Regions from separate parts of the Homo sapiens genome. Here region 2 is linked to region 1. Evidence: chromatin loops called from intact Hi-C (ENCODE). Cell type or tissue: A673. All regions are shown on one strand. Links, peaks and the distances in the headings refer to the core of each region. The heading gives the core; the rest is flanking DNA. Region 1 overlaps LMF2 (lipase maturation factor 2). Region 2 overlaps PLXNB2 (plexin B2).

Region 1 (10,692 bases), core at 1,230-9,229:
CCGGGGTGCAGGGGTAAGGCCGGGCACCGGGGGGTGTGGAGCCCGGGGTGCAGGGGTAAGGCCGGGCACCGGGGGGGGGTGTGGAGCCCGGGGTGCAGGGGTAAGGCCGGGCACTGGGGGGGGTGTGGAGCCCGGGGTGCAGGGGTAAGGCCGGGCACCGGGGTGGGGTGTGGAGCCTGGGGTGCAGGGGTAAGGCCGGGCACTGGGGGGGGTGTGGAGCCCGGGGTGCAGGGGTAAGGCCGGGCACCGGGTGGGGTGTGGAGCCCGGGGTGCAGGGGTAAGGCCGGGCACCAGGGGGGGATGTGGAGCGTGAGGAGCTGAGGAGCAGGGGTAAGGCTGGGCACTGGCGATGGGGTATGGAGCCCGGGGTGCCTCCAGCTTCTGAACATCGGGTCCTGCTGCAGCCAGTGGTGGCGGCGCCAGTGGGTGGAGGAGTTCTTCCCATCCGTGTCCCTGGGGGACCCCACGCTGGAGACGCTGCTCAGGCAGTTTGGACTACAGGTAAGGGGGTGTCAGCCAGGCTGGGGGAGGTGGCAGGGGTGACCCCAGCCTCCCGGGGTAAACCCAGTAAGCACTTCCCCAACCTCCCTCCCTCCCTCCCTCCCACAGGAGAAAAGCCCACCTCGCACCCGCAGCGCCAACAGCACCCTGGCCCAGGCCCTCCACTGGACTCGCTCTCAGCTGTCTCCCCTGGAGGCCCCCGCCCTGCTCTGGGGGCTCCTCATGGCCGTGGGGGCTGTCAGATTTGTGCAAGCCCTGCTAGCACCCTGTTCTCTCCGGTCCTCCCCGCTGGCACCAGTCAGCGGGGAGAAGCGCAGGCCAGCCTCCCAGAAAGACTCCGGAGCTGCCTCCGAACAGGCCACCGCAGCCCCCAACCCCTGCTCCAGTAGTTCGAGGACCACCCGGCGAAAGAAGTAGCTGTGTTCTCCCAGCTGCACGTCCTGAGAGGGCCAGGTCGCCGGGAGTGCTCTGGCCTCCGGCAGGACAGGACCCAGCCACTGTGCCTTAGCTGACCCTGCAGGGCCAGGCACAGGTTGGGGGGCTGCCCCTGGGGTTTGCAGGGTGCTGCATTGAGGGCTCCAGGCCCCACCCCCACGCCAGCCATGCCCCTCCCCAGGACTCCCACTATTGCCTCTGTGATTGGCCCAGGAGGAAAACACGACCAAGCTCAAGACCCTTCCCCTGCCCTGGGCTGTGGGGGTCTGAGTCTAGAGCCCCCAACCCTAGGCCCCGTGCCAGAGGGGAAGAGGCTGACTCCCAGGGGAAGAGGGGAAGCACTGTCATCTTCCACGTCATCTTCACACCAGCCCATCCTGCCCTTTAGATCTGGGCACCAATAAAGGCGTCTTTTGTGCTTGGCTGTGTGCCTGGTGCTGCTTTCCCAGGAGGCATGAGGATGGGATTGTCTCCCCTGCCCCAGGCAGTGGGCCGCCCAGAGCACAGTCAGGCTCCGCCACGGCGTGGCTCCCTGGGCACCCTCCTGCCCCGTCCTCAGCATTCTCTCTGAAGAGGCCTGGCTTGGTGTTGCCCACTGCCTGATCACAGAGGAGCCTCAGGCCTGGCACAGCCCGGTGGACCTGTCAGCTCCACACTCCAAGGTCGGTGGTGGAGCCGGTCCCTCACTTCCCTCCTGCTCCCACTTCTTGGCCTCAGGAAAGGACGGAAGGGCCAGAGTGGGCAAGGGGAGAAGGAGAGATGAGGTGGGCAGGTTAGAAGAGGCTCCTCTGCAGAGTGAGGCCAGGGGGAGGGTAGCTGGAGGCCCTGGGTTGGGACGGAGGAGGGAAGGTGCATCTGATGCCCCTGGCCTCCATCCTGGGAAGAGAACAGCAGCAGAGACAGCAGTCAGGGCACCGTCCAGGTTTCCATTTGGGGTCAGGTTATCAATCAGAGGTCACTGCCCACCCTGGAAACTCACAGCACAGCTTCCTCTGCCTCTGGCCCGTCCTCTTGGTACAGCCCCTGCCTCCTGGTCTCCTGCCAGACCCCTGGGCAGCTCCCAATGTACCCAGCTCCCTCATGTCACTGACCTCCATCTGGCCCACCCAGGCAGAGCCCTGTGCTCAAACACAGCCTGTGGCGTGAACTCTCAGATGTCTTCAAGGGGCTCCTATACATGGAATAAACAATCGAGAAGTCAGCCTTGGCTTAATAATAGGCTGGGCGCTGTGGCTCATGGCTGTAATCCCAGCACTTTGAGTGGCCGAGGTGGGTGGATCACCTGAGGTCAGGAGTTCGAGACCAGCCTGGCCAACATGGTGAAACCCAATCTCTACTAAAAATACAAAAATTAGCTGGGCATGGTGTCGGGTGCCTGTAATGCCAGCTACTCCACAGGCTGAGGCAGGAAAATCGCTTGAACCTGGGAGGCAGAGGTTGCAGGGAGCCGAGATCATGCCACTGCACTTCAGCCTAGACAACAGAGTGAGACTCCATCTCAAAAAAAAAAAGTAATATGTTTAAAACTAAAAAACCTGTTCCTAGGCTTCTTGGCTTTCTAGACAGGGTCTCACTCTGTTGCCCAGGCTGGAGCACAGTGGTGCAGTTGTGGCTCACTGCAGTCTCAGACTCCTGAGCTCAAATGATTCTCCTGCCTCAGGCTGCCATCACCACCCACACTCCCCTTGTTGCCCAGGCTGATGTTCCTGAGTTTTTTTTTTTTTGAGACGGAGTCTCGCTCTGTCACCCAGTCTGAAGTGCAGTGGCAGGATCTCGGCTCACTGCAAGCTCCACTTCCCGGGTTCGCGCCATTCTCCTGCCTCAGCCTCTCTGAGTAGCTGGGACTACAGGCGCCCGCCACCACACCTGGCTAATTTTTTGTATTTTTTTTTTAGTAGAGACGGGGTTTCACCATGTTAGCCAGGATGGTCTCGATCTCCTGACCTCGTGATCCGCCTGCCTCGGCCTCCCAAAGTGCTGGGATTACAGGTGTGAGCCACCGCGCCCGGCCTGATGTTCCTAAGCTTTCAAGCTCACTTGATGAATGCGTTCTGTGTTTTGTTTTGTGTAGCAGCTCTCTTGGTAAGCCACGTGCTACACAATTCACCCGTTCAAGTGCGCAATTCAGTGGCTTTCAGTTTATTCACAGAGTTGCACGTCTATCACCAGAGTCCATTTATTTACTTATTTAGAGATGGAGTCTCACTCTGTCACCCAGGCTGGAGTGCAGTGGCACAATCTCGGCTCACTGCAACCTCCACCTCCTGGGTTCAAGCGATTCTCCTGCCTCAACCTTGCAAGTAGCTGGGATTACAGGCGTGCACCACCACACCGGGCTAATTTTTGTAGTTTATTAGTAGAGATGGGTTTTCACTATGTTGGCCAGGCTGGTCTCGAACTCCTGACCTCAGGAGATCTGCCCACTTCGGCCTCCCAAAGTGCTGGGATTATAGGCATGAGCCACGGCGCCTGGCCCGGAGGCCATTTTAGAACCTTTCATCTCCAGAAGAAACCCCAAACCCTTTAGCCTTTGCCCTCTGACCCCTCCCTGCCAAGCCCTAAGCAACTATTCATCTACCTTCTGTCTCTGTGGATTTACCTACTCTGGATATTTCCTGTAAATTGGATCAGTAACATGGGACCTTTGTGTCTGGCTTCTTTCACTCAGCACGGTGTTTTCAAGGCCACACCCACGTCATAGCACGTATGAGCGCTGTGTTCCTTTAGGGCTGAGTCAGTCCAGTGTACGGAGGGGCCACGTTTTCCCTGTCCTTATTCATTCGTATATCGATAGACGCTTGCGTGGCTTCCGCCTTTCCTATGTGAATAGTGCTGCTGTGAACATTGGATATGCAAGCTTTTGTGTGGGATTACAGGTGCACGCTACCACACCCAGCTAATTTTTGTATTTTTAGTAGAAACGGGGTTCGCCATGTTGGCCAGGCTGGTCTTGAACTCCTGACCTCAAGTGATCCACCGCCCCCCCCCCCCCCACCATCCTGCCAAAGTGCTGGGATTACAGGTGTGAGCCACCACGCCCAGCCTATATAGAACTGATTTGATGAGAAGCTGAGTCTCTAACAGATGCAGTGACTAAGACACCATTTGGTCAAAGAACCATATAGGCTGTGCACCGGGAGGAAACACACACAGGCTGTTTCCTAGTAAAATGCAAAAAAAAAAAAAAAGGAATAAAACCACTTGCATTTGTCAAAAATAAATTTTTAAGCCGGGCATGGTGGCTCACACCTGTAATCCCAGCACTTTGGGAGGCCGAGGCGGGTGTATCTCCCAAAGTCAGGAGTTCAAGACCAGCCTGGCCAACATGGCGAGACCGTGTTTCTACTAAAAATACAAAAATTAGCCGGGCGTGGTGGCAGGCGCCTGTAATCCCAGCTACTCAGGAGGCTGAGGTAGGAGAATTGCTTGAACCCAGGAGGCAGAGGTTGTGGTGAGCCAAGATCGTGCCATTGCACTCCAGCCTGGGCAACAGGAGTGAAACTCCGTCTAAAAAAGAAAAAAAAAATTTGCATGGAGACATTTGTGGCTGCTGTGTATATTACACTCATTAGCTGGAAACTGTTTATGAGGTGATAGCTAAGTAAGGGATCCATTAGGGGAATGAGCTACTGCCTTTGTGTATAACAACTGTCGAGAAGAAATAGTTAAGTGATACAATCATAATTTTATAAAAAGAGAATCTGGGCCAGGCGCGGTGGCTCACGCCTGTAATCCCGCCACTTTGGGAGGCCGAGGCGGGCAAATCACCTGAGGTCAGGAGTTCAACACCAGCCTGGCCAACGTGGCAAGACACTGTCTCTACTAAAAGTACAAAAAAATTAGCCGGGTATGGTAGTGTGTGCCTGTAATCCTAGCTACTCGGGAGGCTAAGGCAGGAAAATCGCTTGAACCTGGGAGGCGAAGGTTGCAATGAGCCAAGATCGTGCCACACCACTCCAGCCTGGGCAACAGAGCAAGACTCCGTCTCAAGAAAAAATAAAAATAGGCCGGGTGCGGTGGCTCATACCTGTAATCCCAGCACTTTGGGAGGCCGAGGCGGGTGGATCACGAGGTCAGGAGATCGAGACCATCCTGGCTGACATGGTGAAACCCCATCTCTACTAAAAAAAATAGAAAAAATTAGCCAGGCGTGGTGGCAGGCACCTGTAGTCCCAGCTACTTGGAAGGCTGAGGCAGGAGAATGGCGTGAACCCAGGAGGTGGAGCTTGCAGTGAGCCGAGACGCCACTGCACTCCAGCCTGGGCGACAAAGCGAGACTCCGTCTCAAAAAAAAAAAAAAAAAAACAACAAACGGAGAAGTAGGTCCAGAATTTGTCAATAGTCAGTGACTTTGGAGATGGGATTTTTTTTAGTTATTTTGTGCTGATTCATATATGCACATTCCTACTTTATTATTACCCATTACATAACACATATGCTTGAATATTCAAGGAAACACACCTCTATAAGCAATATTCAAGAGTAACTACTGGGCTTGAGAATAAGTGTGTCAGAACAAATGAGATCCTATGAGAGAGAAGGCAGGAGCCAGGGAGGACGATCCCAGGGCTCGGCAGGGAGGCGGAGCCGTCAGAGGAGGGCGGCCAACCAAGGAACCACCCCCCGGAGGTTTGCAGAGGTCAGGGTCCCCGCAGGTGATTGGACTGTTGTGGAGTGTCCAGAAGACAGCGAAAGTCTCTGAGTTCACCAGATAACCCAGACCAACTGGAAACCCAGTGGTGGTTCTACAGAAAAAACTAGCACAGGATTGGCTGTGTGAGGGTGGGGTTGGCGTCTGTCTTCGCTGCAGCTCTGTCTGCAGAGCCAGCACCGTAACAGCTCACACTAGCTGCTCAGTATGTGTCTGAAAGTGAATTAATATCTAGGAAGGGATGAAGGCAGGTACTGCTCTCTGCAGAGACTTCCCGCCTGAAATGCCATAGCCCCAGACATTGGAGCTGTCCAAAACCTTGGCTTGTGGAGAATTTCCAGAAGGGGGCACTGTGGACACGGTTCAGCATCTGCCTCCCAAGGCTGGGGCTCCATGTCAAAAGAAGGTGAGACGACCAGGCACAGCGGTCACTCCTGTAATCCTAGCACTTTGGGAAGCCACAAAAGGATCACTTGAGGCCAGGGGTTCAAGACCACCTGGGCAACATAGCAAGAGCTTCTCTCTACAAAAAAAAAAATTTAAAATGTAGCCAGATGTGGTGGCCTGAACGTGTAGTCCCAGCTACTCAGGAGGCTGAGGCAGGAGGATCACTTGAGCCAGGAGTTCGAGGCTGCAGTGAGCTCTAATTGCACCCCTGCACTCCCAGCATGGCAACAGAGCAAGACCTGGTTTCTTAAAAGAAACAAAAAAAGAGATGAGATTGGGGTGTCCTGCTTCCATGCACGTGGAGGGGAGAACTGGGAACTGTGGACTGTAGGGGATCGAAGACCTTTGGATGGGAAGAGCAGCTCTCCAGAGCTGCACAAGAACCACGGGCAGAGGCCCTGGCTGGTGAGATGATTCTAGCTGTGTGGCTCGCCGAGCAGGAAAAGCAGGAACAGAGACCAGAAATGAGGCTGGGCGCAGTGGCTCATGCCTGTAATCCCAGCACTTTGGAAGGCTGAGGCGGGTGGATCACATGAAGTCAGGAGTTTGAGACCAGCCTGGCCAACGTGGTGAAACCCTGTCTCTACTAAAAATACAACAATTAGCCAGGCATGGTGGCACATGTCTGTAATCCCAGCTACTCAGGAGGCTGAGGCAGGAGAATCGCTTGAACCTGAGAGGCGCAGGTTGCAATGAGCCGAGATCGCACCACTGCACTCCAGCCTGGGTGACAGAGCGAGACGCTGTCTCAAAAAAAAATAATAAAAATAAGTAAATAAATGAAAGTTTAAAATGGCAAGAGTGGCCCAATCTAGAGAAAATGTAATTTGGGAGGGAATAGCTCTCCCTTTACTGTAGCCTTATTATTATGGTATCGACAAAGCAATGTCATATTCTAACTCTGCAGAGATAAAATTTTAAGGGGCAAAAGTCCAAGGCGGAAGTCAAAAGTTTTGCAAGGAAATCGATGAGGTTGGTGATCTGAGCTGGGCGAGGTTGGACAGGTGGGTGCCACGGTCCAGGTGTCTGACTGTCTCTGTCTGGCAAGTAAGCAGAGATCTAGAGCTGTCCTGTGAATTAAGTGGGAGATTGGACAGGGGTGCACACTTGTGTATTGAGGAGAAGGTCGTGGACAAGCTGGGGCAGAGAGCTGGCAGAGAGAATACCCAGGAAGATTTTTTTTTTTTTTTTTTTTGAGACGGAGTCTTGTTCTGTCGCCCAGGCTGGAGTGCAGTGGTGCAGTCTTGGCTCACTGCAACCTCTGTCTCCTGAGTTCAACCTATTCTCCTGCCTCAGCCTCTGGAGTAGCTTGGATTACAGGCCGTGCCACCATGCCCAGCTAATTTATTTATTTATTTTTTTAATAAAGACGGGGTTTCACCATATTGGCCAGGCTGTTCTCTAACTCCTGACCTCATATGATCCCCTCACCTCGGCCTCCCACAGTGCTGGGATTACAGGCGTGAGCCACTGCACCTGGCCAGGAAGTTTTTGTTTTTTGTGTTTTTTTGAGACAGAGTCTCGCTCTGTCCTCTAGGCTGGAGTGCAGTGGTGCAATCTCGGCTCACTGCAACCTCCGCCTCCCGGGTTCAAGCAATTCTCCTGCCTCAACCTCCTGAGTAGCTGGGACCACAGGCGCACACCACCACGCCCGGCTAATTTTTGTATTTTGTTTGTTTGTTTTGGGGACGGAGTTTCGCTCTTGTTGCCCAGGCTGGAGTACAGTTGTGCAATCTCGGCTCACTGCAACCTCCACCTCCCGGGTTCAAGCAATTCTCCTGCCTCAGCCTCCTAAGTAGCTGGGACCACAGGCGCACACCACCATGCCCAGCTAATTTTTGTATTTTGTTTGTTTGTTTTTGGGATGGAGTTTCGCCTTGTTGCCCAGGCTGGAGTGCAATGGCGCGACCTTGGCTCACCGCAACCTCCACCTCCCAGATTCAAGTGATTCTTCTGCCTCAGCCTCCCGAGTAGCTGGGATTACAGGCATGTGCCACCACGCCTGGCTAATTTTGTATTTTTAGTAGAGACAGGGTTTCTTCATGTTGGTCAGGCTGGTTTCGAATTCCTGACCTCAGGTGATCCACCCGCCTCAGCCTCCCAAAGTGGTAGGATTACAGACACGAGCCACCGTGCCCGGTCAATTTTTGTATTTTTAATAGAGGCGGGGTTTCCTCATGTTGGCCAAGATGGTCTCGATCTCTTGACCTCATGATCTGCCCACCTTGGCCCCCAAAGTGCTGGGATTATAGGCATGAGCCACCACGCCCGGCCGAAGATGCTTTTAGCAGGAGAAGGATCAAGCTTAGATGCAGGCTTGGGAAAATAGGTAACTTGACCAAAGGGAGCAACATGAGATTCCACACCTGAATTTTGTATACAGTTTATTCAGCGGATTGGGACAGGAGCAAAAATAGATTTTCTAGGAACTACGGACTCCTGTGATTGGAGGGGTAGACAAAGTACAGCAGCATCAGACAAGCCCTTGCTGAGGTGCTGGGCGAGAAATCTCAGAGGTCAGGTAGAAGGCCCCTGTATGAAGAGGGAAGGTTTGGGAGGGCAACCTGACTTGTCTTCAGAAAAAGCTGGAACTAGTTGGCTTAGTGGTCAAGAGAGACTGGGTTGAAAATGAGGAATCAGCCGGGCGCGGTGGCTCACGCCTGTCATCCCAGCACTTTGGGAGGCCGAGGCGGGCAGATCACGAGGTCAGGAGATCGAGACCATCCTGGCTAACAGGGTGAAAGCCCGTGTCTACTAAAAATACAAAAAATTAGCCAGGCGTGGTGGCGGGCGCCTGTAGTCCCAGCTGCTGGGGAGGGTGAGGCAGGAGATTCACTTGAACGCAGGAGGCAGAGGTTGCAGTGAGCTGAGATCACGCCATTGCACTCCAGCCTGGGCAACAAGAGCGAAACTCCGTCTCGAAAAAAAAAAAGAAAAAGAAAAGAAAAAAGAAAGAAAAAGAAAAATTAGAAAAATAAACTTTTCTTTCTTTCTTTCTTTTTTTTTGCGATGGAATCTCGCTCTGTTGCCAGACTGGAGTACAGTGGTGTGATCTCGGCTCACTGCAACCTCCACTTCCCTTGTTTAAGCAATTCTCTTGCCTCAGCCTCCCTAGTATCTGGGACTACAAACACGCGCCACCACGCCCAGCTAATTTTTGTATTTTTAGTAGAGATGGCGTTTCACCATGTTGGCCAGGATGGTCTTGATCTCTTGGCCTCGTGATCCACCAGCCTCGGCCTCCCAAAGTGCTGGAATTACAGGCCTGAGCCACTGCGCCTGGCCAACTTATCTATTTTCTTTTGTTGTCTGTGCTTTTGGTGTCATATCCAAGGAATTATTGCCTAATGCAATGTCAAGGAGCTTGTCTTCTGTTTTCTTCTGAAGGTTAAAGTTTTAGTTTTTTTTTTTTTTGAGACAGAGTCTCACTCTGTCGCCCAGGCTGGAATGTGGTGGCACAATCTCAGCTCACTGCAACCTCCGTCTACCAGATTCAAGCGATTCTCCTGCCTCAGCCTCCTGAGTAGCTGGGATTACAGGCAAGTGCCACCATGCTCGGCTAATTTTTGTATTTTTAGTAGAGACAGGGTTTCACCATGTTGGCCAGGCTGGTCTCAAACTCCTGACCTCAAGATCCACCTGCTTCAGCCTCCCAAAGTGCTGGCATTACAGGCGTGAGCCACCGCTCCTGGCCATTTTAGCTCTTAAGTTTAGGTCAGCCGGGCGCTGTGGCTCACGTCTATTATTCCAGCACTTTGGGAGGCCAAGGTGGGAGGATCACTTGAGCCCAGGAGTTCGACACCAGCCTGGGCAACATGGAGAAACCCTGTCTCTACAAAAAATAAAAATTAGCCAACTGTGGTGGTGTGCACCTGTAGTCCCCCTACTACTCTGGAGGCCAAGATGGGAGGATCGCTTGAGCCCAGGAGGTCGAGGCTGCAGTCAGCTGTGGCACACTTCTTCACTTCAGCCTGGGTGACAGAACAGGACCCTGTCTCAAAGCAAAAAAAGTTTAGGTCATTGATCCATTTTGATTTAATTTTTGTATGTGGTATGTGGTGTAAGGTAAGTGTCCAACTTCATTTTTCTTTTTTTTTTTTTTTGAGACAGAGTCTTACTCTTTCGCCCAGGCTGGAGTGCGGTGGCGAGATCTTGGATCACTGCAACCTCCGCCTCCCGGGTTCAAGCGATTCTCCTGCTTCAGCCTCCAGAGTAGCTGGGATTACAGGTGCCTGCCACCATGCACAGCTAATTTTTGTATTTTCAGTAAAGACAGGGTTTCACCATGTTAGCCAGGATGGCCTCAAATTCCTGACCTCAGGTGATCCACCCACCTCGGCCTCCCAAAGTGCTGGGTTTACAGGCGTGAGCCACCGTGCCCGGCCCAACTTCATTTTTCTGCATGTGAATATTCTATTTGTCCAGAACCATTCGTTTTTGCTTGTTTGTTTTTTGAGATGGAGTCTGGCTCTGTTGTCCAAGCTTGAGTGCAGTGGCGAGATCTCGGCTCACTGCAACCTCTGCCTCCCGGGCTCAGATGATTCTCCTGCCTCAGCCTCTCCAGTAGCTGGAATTACAGGCATGCACCACCATGCCCAGCTAATGTTTGTATTTTCAGTCAAGACAGGATTTCACCACGTTGGCCAGGCTGGTCTTAA
Region 2 (9,224 bases), core at 1-8,000, 220 kb after region 1:
GGTGGAGAGGATGCTGTCCAACTGGATGTCCATCTGCCTGTACCAGTACCTCAAGGTGGGTTCCACCCCAGCCTGGCTGGGGCTTGAGGGATGAGGCAGACTGCTGCCATCCCCTCCTGCGTTCCCCTATCTGTACGGCACCTTGAGGTGGGCCCTGCCTGGACAGGTTTGCTTCCTGCCCCTGACATGGTCAGCCCCGTCCATGCCTCTGGCCAGGGCTCCGGGGGCCCCTTCCAGGCCCCAAGTCCCCTGACCTCCCAGCCTCCCCTCCGTGTTACTCCAGGACAGTGCCGGGGAGCCCCTGTACAAGCTCTTCAAGGCCATCAAACATCAGGTGGAAAAGGGCCCGGTGGATGCGGTACAGAAGAAGGCCAAGTACACTCTCAACGACACGGGGCTGCTGGGGGATGATGTGGAGTACGCACCCCTGGTGAGCTTCTGGGGTGGGGGCCGCCATGGGCGCCTCGGATCTGGGCTAAGGAGCTTGGGCATCCCCTGGCCACAGATGGGACCCACAGGCCAGAGGCCGTCCACCTCCTCTGTGGATTCGAGTTACAGCCTGCTCTAACTCGGCCTCAGGGAGGGGCCTGGGTGCTGGTGGCTGTGGGCTCTGGAGGCTCTAAGTGTGCGGGCCCCGCATCAGCTCTTCCCGGGCGCCCCCACCTCCTGGAGGCCATACAAGGGCCTGGCACACCAGGTGTGTCCAGGGTTCTGTGCATACATGACCAGTGGGTGTGGCAGGAGCCTGTGCATGTGTGAGACGTGTGTATTCTGTGTCTGTACATGTGCTTCCATGAGCTTGCGTGACAGCCTGAGTGAGCGGTTCTGAGCCGTCCCCGTCTTTCTGTCCTGCTGAGCCGGAGCAGGCAGGGGAAGGGCAGAGTGTGGTCATCTGGGAAGCCTCGGGGGCTCGGAGCCGGGCTGGCGGGGGCCTGCTGCCCAAGGGTGCCGCTGTGGTGGGCAAAGCTGGCGGGGCAGGGAGTGGCTCCTGCATGGTGCAGGTAAGAGCAGGGCCTCCCACTGGGCTTCATCCCGGATGTCTCGGCAGACGGTGAGCGTGATCGTGCAGGACGAGGGAGTGGACGCCATCCCGGTGAAGGTCCTCAACTGTGACACCATCTCCCAGGTCAAGGAGAAGATCATTGACCAGGTGTACCGTGGGCAGCCCTGCTCCTGCTGGCCCAGGCCAGACAGCGTGGTCCTGGGTGAGTGCCGGCCCCTGCCCGTCTGCACACAGGCGCCCATGTGCCTGGCCTGTGTCCTGGGGCGGTATCCTGCCTGGCCAGCTTTCTCATATGGGAGTGGTGGGCAGTGGGAGGAACCTGGGTGGCTGGGGCCCAAGCTGGGCTGTCTCTTCCCACAGAGTGGCGTCCGGGCTCCACAGCGCAGATCCTGTCGGACCTGGACCTGACGTCACAGCGGGAGGGCCGGTGGAAGCGCGTCAACACCCTTATGCACTACAATGTGAGCGTGTAGGCCGGGGCGGGCGAGAACTGGGCACCCTGGGGGCACAGCCCACCCTCACCGCCGTGTTCCCCAGGTCCGGGATGGAGCCACCCTCATCCTGTCCAAGGTGGGGGTCTCCCAGCAGCCGGAGGACAGCCAGCAGGACCTGCCTGGGGAGCGTGAGTCCCTCCCTGTTGCCCGTTTCCTTCCAGCCCCTGGTGGTCAGCGTGGACCATGTCTGCCCTGGACACATGCACCCCTGCCCACCCTGCCACCACTGCTCCCTGTGGGACCCAGGCCCCCAGACCTGGGTAGGGGTCCCTCAGTGCCCGCTCCCCACAGGCCATGCCCTCCTGGAGGAGGAGAACCGGGTGTGGCACCTGGTGCGGCCGACCGACGAGGTGGACGAGGGCAAGTCCAAGAGAGGCAGCGTGAAAGAGAAGGAGCGGACGAAGGCCATCACCGAGATCTACCTGACGCGGCTGCTCTCAGTCAAGGTGGGCCCCCATGGGTGTGTGGGCGGCACCAGGCCGCCACGCTGAGACCCTCCCCCCCAGGAGCCGCGCCCACGGCGTCACGCTGAGACCCTCCCCCCCACAGGGCACACTGCAGCAGTTTGTGGACAACTTCTTCCAGAGCGTGCTGGCGCCTGGGCACGCGGTGCCACCTGCAGTCAAGTACTTCTTCGACTTCCTGGACGAGCAGGCAGAGAAGCACAACATCCAGGATGAAGACACCATCCACATCTGGAAGACGAACAGGTGAGGCTCCACACCCACCCCGCGGCCCAGCCCCGGCTCCGCCTCTCACTTGGGAGGCTCCACACCCACCCCGCGGCCCAGCCCCGGCTCTCATTCCCTGCTGCTCTGCCTCAGCTTACCGCTCCGGTTCTGGGTGAACATCCTCAAGAACCCCCACTTCATCTTTGACGTGCATGTCCACGAGGTGGTGGACGCCTCGCTGTCAGTCATCGCGCAGACCTTCATGGATGCCTGCACGCGCACGGAGCATAAGCTGAGCCGCGTGAGTGGGGTGGGGGCAGGTCTGGGGCAGGGAGGCCTGGGTCTGTCCCCAGGAGGCATCTTGTGAGTTGGGACCTTGTCTGGGGTGTGGATTTGAATATCTTGGGCTGGAGCCCTTGATGTAGGAGGTGACGGGTGGCGGAGGCTGGGGGCACAGGGGCCCGGCAGAGCCTGGGAGATCCCGAGAGCCCTTGCCCTCTCTCCTCCTGAGACCTCTCACCACAGCACACGAGCAGAGAAACTGAGTTTTACTACAGATCACAAAATAAGTAGTTTTCTTTTTTTTTTTTTGAGATGGAGTCTCTCTCTGTCGCCCAGGCTGGAGTGCAGTGGCGCGATCTCTGCTCACTGCAACCTCCGCCTTCTAGGTTCAAGCGATTTTCCCGCCGCTGCCTCCTGAGTAGCTGGGACTACAGGCATGTGCCACAACGCACGGCTAGTATTTTTAGTAGAGACGGGGTTTCACCATGTTGGGCAGGCTGGTCTCGAACCCCTGACCTCAGGTGATCTGCCTGCCTCAGCCTCCCAAAGTGCTAGGATTACAGGCCTGAGCCACTGCGCCCGGCCCATAGTTTTCTTGATGAAAGTGTCAGGAGTTCGGGGCAGGGGAAGCTACCCAGGGGTACTCTGAGCAGCCCCAGCCTGGCCCCCTTGGCCAGGCATCACTGGGTTTTGTCCCCAACAGGATTCTCCCAGCAACAAGCTGCTGTACGCCAAGGAGATCTCCACCTACAAGAAGATGGTGGAGGAGTAAGTCTGCCTGCCCTCCAGGCCAGGCCCCCATGCCCACCCTCGACCCCCTGCGGGGAGGTTCAGGCCTTGGTTTCCCCCACCACCCCCTTTGTGGTCCCTGCCGCCCACACTGTATGATGCTCCCACCCCTGCAGTTACTACAAGGGGATCCGGCAGATGGTGCAGGTCAGCGACCAGGACATGAACACACACCTGGCAGAGATTTCCCGGGTAAGGAGACCACCAGGGACGCACCCACAGCCCTCCCCGCTCCCACTACCCCATGCTGAGCCTGGCCCTGAGCTGCAGGGCAGGGGTAATGTGGTGCTGAGGGGGAGAGAGGGTGGGGCGGGACCTCGAGGTGGGCTCGGCCATGTGAAGTGAGCCACAGCTGCGTGTGGGGAGTATGAGCTGCTCCTGCTTGGAGCCAGGCCCTGCCCACAGCGCCCCCTCCCTGCGGCTGCACCCACGGCCGTGCCCACAGCGCCCCCTCCCTGCGGCTGCACCCTCGGCCGTGCCCACAGCGCCCCCTCCCTGCGGCTCCATCCACGGCCGTGTCCACAGCGCCCCCTCCCTGCGGCTGCACCCACGGCCGTGCCCACAGCGCCCCCTCCCTGCGGCTCCACCCACAGCCCTGCTCACAGCACCCGTCCCTGTGGGTCCATCCACAGCCGTGCGTCACACAGGGAGACACTGAGATGGTTGGATGTGCACAACTCTGCCTGCGTGGGTGTCTGTCTGAGGCTGTGCCACATGGGGGGCCCCAAGTGCCAGCTGTGCCCAAGGCCCCAGCTGCTTCCCCGGGGAGGCCTCGTCCTGGGCGTCCCGTACTACTCCTGCCAGCCCTGGGGCTCCCACAGCCCCTTTTCCACCCTGACTGTCCCGTCACCCCCCAGGCGCACACGGACTCCTTGAACACCCTCGTGGCACTCCACCAGCTCTACCAATACACGCAGAAGTACTATGACGAGGTAGGGTCAGGCCCCCGGGGGCGGGGGCAGGTGGGGTGCTGGGCGGTCCCCCGGTGTGCTCTGATGCGACCCTCCCTCAGATCATCAATGCCTTGGAGGAGGATCCTGCCGCCCAGAAGATGCAGCTGGCCTTCCGCCTGCAGCAGATTGCCGCTGCACTGGAGAACAAGGTCACTGACCTCTGACCTACAATCTCCAGTGCTGCCTTGGGACATAGGTACCTGAGGTACCTGAGAGCCCCTCAGGGGAGGAGGCCGAGTGGCTGTGGCTGAGGCCCCCACCCTCCCCTGGAACGCGCCCCAAGCCGGAGTGGGTGCAGCCGGAACCCGCCCAGCGTCTAGACTGTAGCATCTTCCTCTGAGCAATACCGCCGGGCACCGCACCAGCACCAGCCCCAGCCCCAGCTCCCTCCGGCCGCAGAACCAGCATCGGGTGTTCACTGTCGAGTCTCCAGTGATTTGAAAATGTGCCTTACGCTGCCACGCTGGGGGCAGCTGGCCTCCGCCTCCGCCCACGCACCAGCAGCCGCCTCCATGCCCTAGGTTGGGCCCCTGGGGGATCTGAGGGCCTGTGGCCCCCAGGGCAAGTTCCCAGATCCTATGTCTGTCTGTCCACCACGAGATGGGAGGAGGAGAAAAAGCGGTACGATGCCTTCCTGACCTCACCGGCCTCCCCAAGGGTGCCGGCACTCTGGGTGGACTCACGGCTGCTGGGCCCCACGTCAAAGGTCAAGTGAGACGTAGGTCAAGTCCTACGTCGGGGCCCAGACATCCTGGGGTCCTGGTCTGTCAGACAGGCTGCCCTAGAGCCCCACCCAGTCCGGGGGGACTGGGAGCAGTTCCAAGACCACCCCACCCCTTTTTGTAAATCTTGTTCATTGTAAATCAAATACAGCGTCTTTTTCACTCTGCGGGTTGGCTGAGTGTTCCTCCTGGGGCTGCAGTGCCCCTGTCCACCACCCCTTCCCTGGGCTCTGTGGGTCCTGCTGGGAGGGGAGCTGTGGGGAGGTGGAGGGGGCTGGGAGGGGTGCTGGGGGAGGTGGAAGGGGCTGGGAGGGGTACTGGGGGAGGTGGAGGGGGCTGGGAGGGGTGCTGGGGGGAGGTGGAGGGGGCTGGGAGGGGTGCTGGGGGGAAGTGGAGGGGGCTGGGAGGGGTGCTGGGGGAGGTGGAAGGGGCTGGGAGGGGTACTGGGGGAGGTGGAGGGGGCTGGGAGGGGTGCTGGGGGGAGGTGGAGGGGGCTGGGAGAGGTGCTGAGGGGAGGTGGGGGGGGTGGGAGGTGGGACTGCTTCTGGTGCCATCTGGTGGCTTCTTTCGTGCAACACATTCTTACCAAATGCCCGCTGCACACCACGCATGCACTGTCCTGAGCGCTAGGAACAGCAGCAACCAGGACGGGCAGGGCTCAGAGCCTCCCCTGTGTGCCAAGAATACAGACAGCCCAGGCAGAGGGCATTCGGTGCTCCAGACACAAAGTGAAGGCCCAGCTTCAAATGTGGCTGGATCCAGGCACACATCCTGAGGTTCTGCTGGTCTGGACTGCTAACCCACTCACGAGGATCCATTCTCAGGCAGCCCCAGCCTGTCTCCCCACCTGGGCACGTCATGGCTGGGGTCTCTTGATGGGCAAGGCCTCCATTGATCGAGTCCCCTTTGGACTGGGGCAGCTCTGTAGGGACCAGCCCCACAGGGTCAGTGGGTCTCTCCGTGTGCGGCGACGAGAGAGTGTAGAAATAAAGACAGAAGACAAAGAGATAAGAGAAAAGGCAGCTGGGCCCAGGAGACCACTACTACCAATGCATGGAGACCGGTAGTGGCCCCGAATGTCGGGCTGCGCTGTTATTTATTGGATACAAGGCAGAAGGGGCAGGGTAAAGAATGTGAGTCATCTCCAATGATAGGTAAGGTCACGTGGGTCATGTGTCCACTGGACAGGAGTCCCTTCCCTGCCTGGCAGCCGAGGCAGAGAGAGAGAGGAGACAGAGAGAAAGACAGCTTACGCCATTATTTCTGCATATCAGGGACTATTAGTATTGTCACTAATTTACTACTGCTATCTAGAAGGCAGAGCCAGGTGTACAGGATGGAACATGAAAGTGGACTAGGAGTGTGACCGCTGAAGCACAGCATCACAGGGAGACGTTTAGGCCTCTGGATAACTGCGGGCAAGCCTGACTGATGTCAGGCCCTCCACAAGAGGTGGAGGAGCAGAGTCTTCTCTAAACTCCCCTGGGGAAAGGGAGACCCCCCCCCCTCTTTCCCGGTCTGCTAAGTAGTGGGTGTTGTTCCTTGACACCTTTTGCTACGGCTGGACCACGGCCCGCCTGGTAACGGGCGTCTTCCCAGACGCTGGCGTCACCGCTAGACCAAGGAACCCTCTGGTGGCCCTGTCCGGGCATAACAGAAGGCTCCCACTCTTGTCTTCTGGTCACACCTCACTATGTCCCCTCAGCTCCTATCTCTGTATGGCCTGGTTTTTCCTAGGCTATGATTATTGAGCAAGGATTATTATAATATTGGAATAAAAAGTAATTGCTACAAACTAATGATTAATGATATTCATATATAATCATATCTAAGATCTATATCTGGTATAACTATTCTTGTTTTATATTTTATTATACTGCAACAGCTCGTGTCCTCTCTCTTGCCTCGGTGCCTGGGTGGCTTGCCGCCCACACAGCTCCATTCAAGCCACGATGAAAAACGGGTGGCCATCTCTCCCCCACAAGAGAAAGGGGTACAAGGCCAACTGACATCCCCTGCTCCAAGGATCCCTGAAATGACATTGGGTTCCCCCCTTACCCAGAGACATGGCTGGTCAGGAGATCAGAGCAAGGGGGTGGACCGAAGGCTTAAGTGCTGAGCGGGAGGTCTCAAGTAGGGAGCTGGGAACCTGGAGGCCTGGCTTCCGTACTAGACCCCTGCAGTCCACCTCTTCCCTGTCCCACTGGGCAGTCAGGAAAGAAGGGAAGGGTCAGTGAGACCCCACACACATGAAACTTGGGGCTGGGGAGAGGCTGCAGGCCCAGCAGTCCAGCATCTGGGTGGGGGCAGGCACCGGGTAGAAGCTGGGCATAGCTGCTGGGGTGCATGCGGTGGGCTGGAGTGGTCAGCTGGCGACAGACGAGGGGTGGCCTGTCCTTCCTGGTGCTTTCCAAGTCCCATTTTCCTCCCAGAGTGGTGGGAGGAGAGGTGGCGGGTAGCTTAACAGCCCAAGGCTACATCCTGCTTGCTTCTTACAGGCAGGACAAGTCCCCTGCTAAATCAGCTCCGCGACCACCATCGCCTGGTCTCCCGGTGAGCAAGGCCAGATTTGCCTTTTAGGAAGTTCACTGACTGCAGGAAGAGGCCAGCTGGGAGGGACCAGCAGGACCAGAGAGGAGCTGTCACAGTGACAGCTCCAGTGAGGAGGGGTGGCCAGGACCAGCGGGGGTGGGGTGGGGGCATGAGCACGGAGAAGGGGTGGCCTGCTGTATTCAGGGGCCACAGCGAATCAGCTGGGTAGGAGAGGCGCCTCTGGCCCAGGGCTTCTCACTCCTGCCCTGCCACCGGCCCTTCCTGGCTCCCCTGCCGCTTCCCCTCTGGGCCTGGGACTGTCCTCCACCGGCGGCTCCCTCCAGGGGGGCTTCCCTTGCCCCCGCCGAGCTCTGAAGGTGCCTCTCCTGGAAGATGGCCTCCAGGCCCTGACGCCACCCGAAACTCCTCAGTGATCACTCCCTTGCAGTGCCACGACCCCACACTGTCCCCAGTAGGCACATGGGCGGGACCTCTAATGCCTGGGCAGGCAGGGGGTTCCCGGGGCAGGTCAGCTCAGTGATGAGAGGGGCCCGTTTCCACCGCCCCCCGCCCCCACCCCCACCCCACACGCCCGCCTGACCTGCTGAGCGGCCGGGGCCTGCAGCGAGGCCGCGAGGATTGCGGGCGGACGCCTGGGGGAAGCCTGACACCTCCCCACCTCCATGTCCCCCACCCTAGGGGCGAGAACGGAGCCGCCCAGTCCACGGGGAGGCGCAGGGGCGGGGCCGGTCGCCATGGGAACCCGACTCCCGCCCCGCCCGGCCGCGGCGCAGACAAAGGCCGCTCCCCTCCCCCGGCGGCCGCGGCCGCGGTTCCCACAGCTCCGGGGCTGCGCTCCGGCCTCCTCCTCCTTTAGCTGAAGCTCCATTAACTCTGCACAAAACCTCGGCCCGCCTCGGCCGGGCCCAGTGAAAGGCGCTCCCGGGCGGGGGCCCTCGGGGAGGCTGCCCGTGTCCTCGCCCCAACCCAGCCCGAGCGAGGAGAGGGGCCATCCCCGGGCCCGCGCCAGGCCCCCAGCCGGATGCCGGCTTCCAATGGGGAAACTGAGGCACGGGGCTTGGTCATGCAAAAGGGGCCGGAGCGGCTGGGACTGAGACCCGTTCCTTCGCCGCGGTCCGCATGGGTCCGGTGGCCAGCACCGTGCTGGCTGTTTTAATTTGGTTGCCGATATATAAAAATCAGATTTGACATTAAAACTCGGATTTTAGTGTTTTAAAAAAGGAGTGTTTTGGGCCACTGGGATCCTGATTTCTCACTTCGCTGGAGGGGGTCGCCCAGCCGCGAAGCCTCCCACCACGGCTCTACCAGGGCGGAGGTCGGTGGCCGGTGTTCCAGGGAGCAATGCTCCGCCGAGCCCCGGTCGCTTTCAAGTGGGAATAAAAGTAGCTGTGCGGCCCCGAGCGCGGCAGAGACGCCGAGTGGGGCGCTGCCCCCGTCACCGCCAAGGCAGCCCCCCGCGCCTGCCCGCCCGCGGGGCTGACTTCAAGGACCCTGCACCCAAAGGCGGCTCCTCGGACCTGGGATAGTCAGGGTGGGCTTCCTAGAAGAGGTGGCCGCTAAGGAGGAGGAAAGGTTCTGGGCAGCAAAAAGGATCCGTTTGGGGCCGCTGCTTGTGGGTAGGAAGGCCCCGGGGTGACGCCGCTGTCCCTGGTCCTGACAGTCCAGCGGTCGCGCCTCTCTCAGAGGGGAGGTCAGGGCGAGCCGGGGCAGGAGGCCTGGAAGGTTCCCGGGGCGCACCGCGGACCAAGGCCTGCAGG

What was found. A loop is a pair of places that touch in the nucleus more often than their neighbours do. Peaks named below come from ENCODE experiments on the same cell type or tissue, not always from the same donor. Only the 100,000 strongest peaks of a DNase experiment are listed, where the experiment ranks them.
Region 2: a loop joins it to region 1, with 2.4 times the contacts of the local background. A loop is called at or near these places in 10 of 110 quality-filtered maps.

What each region holds. Positions count from the first base shown.
Region 1 is chr22:50,493,617-50,504,308 of GRCh38, reverse strand. LMF2 (lipase maturation factor 2) reads left to right here. Exons shown (of 14, transcript NM_033200.3): 13 at 405-501; 14 at 610-1,360. The coding sequence ends at 918. Among named protein-coding and RNA genes, the nearest start is that of LMF2, 8.7 kb to the left of the region's middle. In A673, for the core only: CTCF peaks have their summits at 5,719 and 5,931 (motif pointing right); a DNase peak (open chromatin) is centred at 5,928; H3K4me3 peaks cover 546 bases; H3K27ac peaks cover 569 bases.
Region 2 is chr22:50,270,836-50,280,059 of GRCh38, reverse strand. It overlaps PLXNB2 (plexin B2), which reads left to right. Exons shown (of 37, transcript NM_012401.4): 26 at 1-55; 27 at 284-430; 28 at 1,049-1,205; 29 at 1,364-1,464; 30 at 1,541-1,625; 31 at 1,789-1,943; 32 at 2,047-2,207; 33 at 2,322-2,469; 34 at 3,154-3,218; 35 at 3,356-3,431; 36 at 4,097-4,171; 37 at 4,252-5,081. The coding sequence ends at 4,356. Among named protein-coding and RNA genes, the nearest start is that of MAPK11, 5.1 kb to the right of the region's middle. RefSeq lists silencers at 3,686-3,755, 7,991-8,340 and enhancers at 7,303-7,843, 7,844-8,383. In A673, for the core only: CTCF peaks have their summits at 3,722 and 5,527; DNase peaks (open chromatin) are centred at 3,689 and 5,519; H3K27ac peaks cover 304 bases.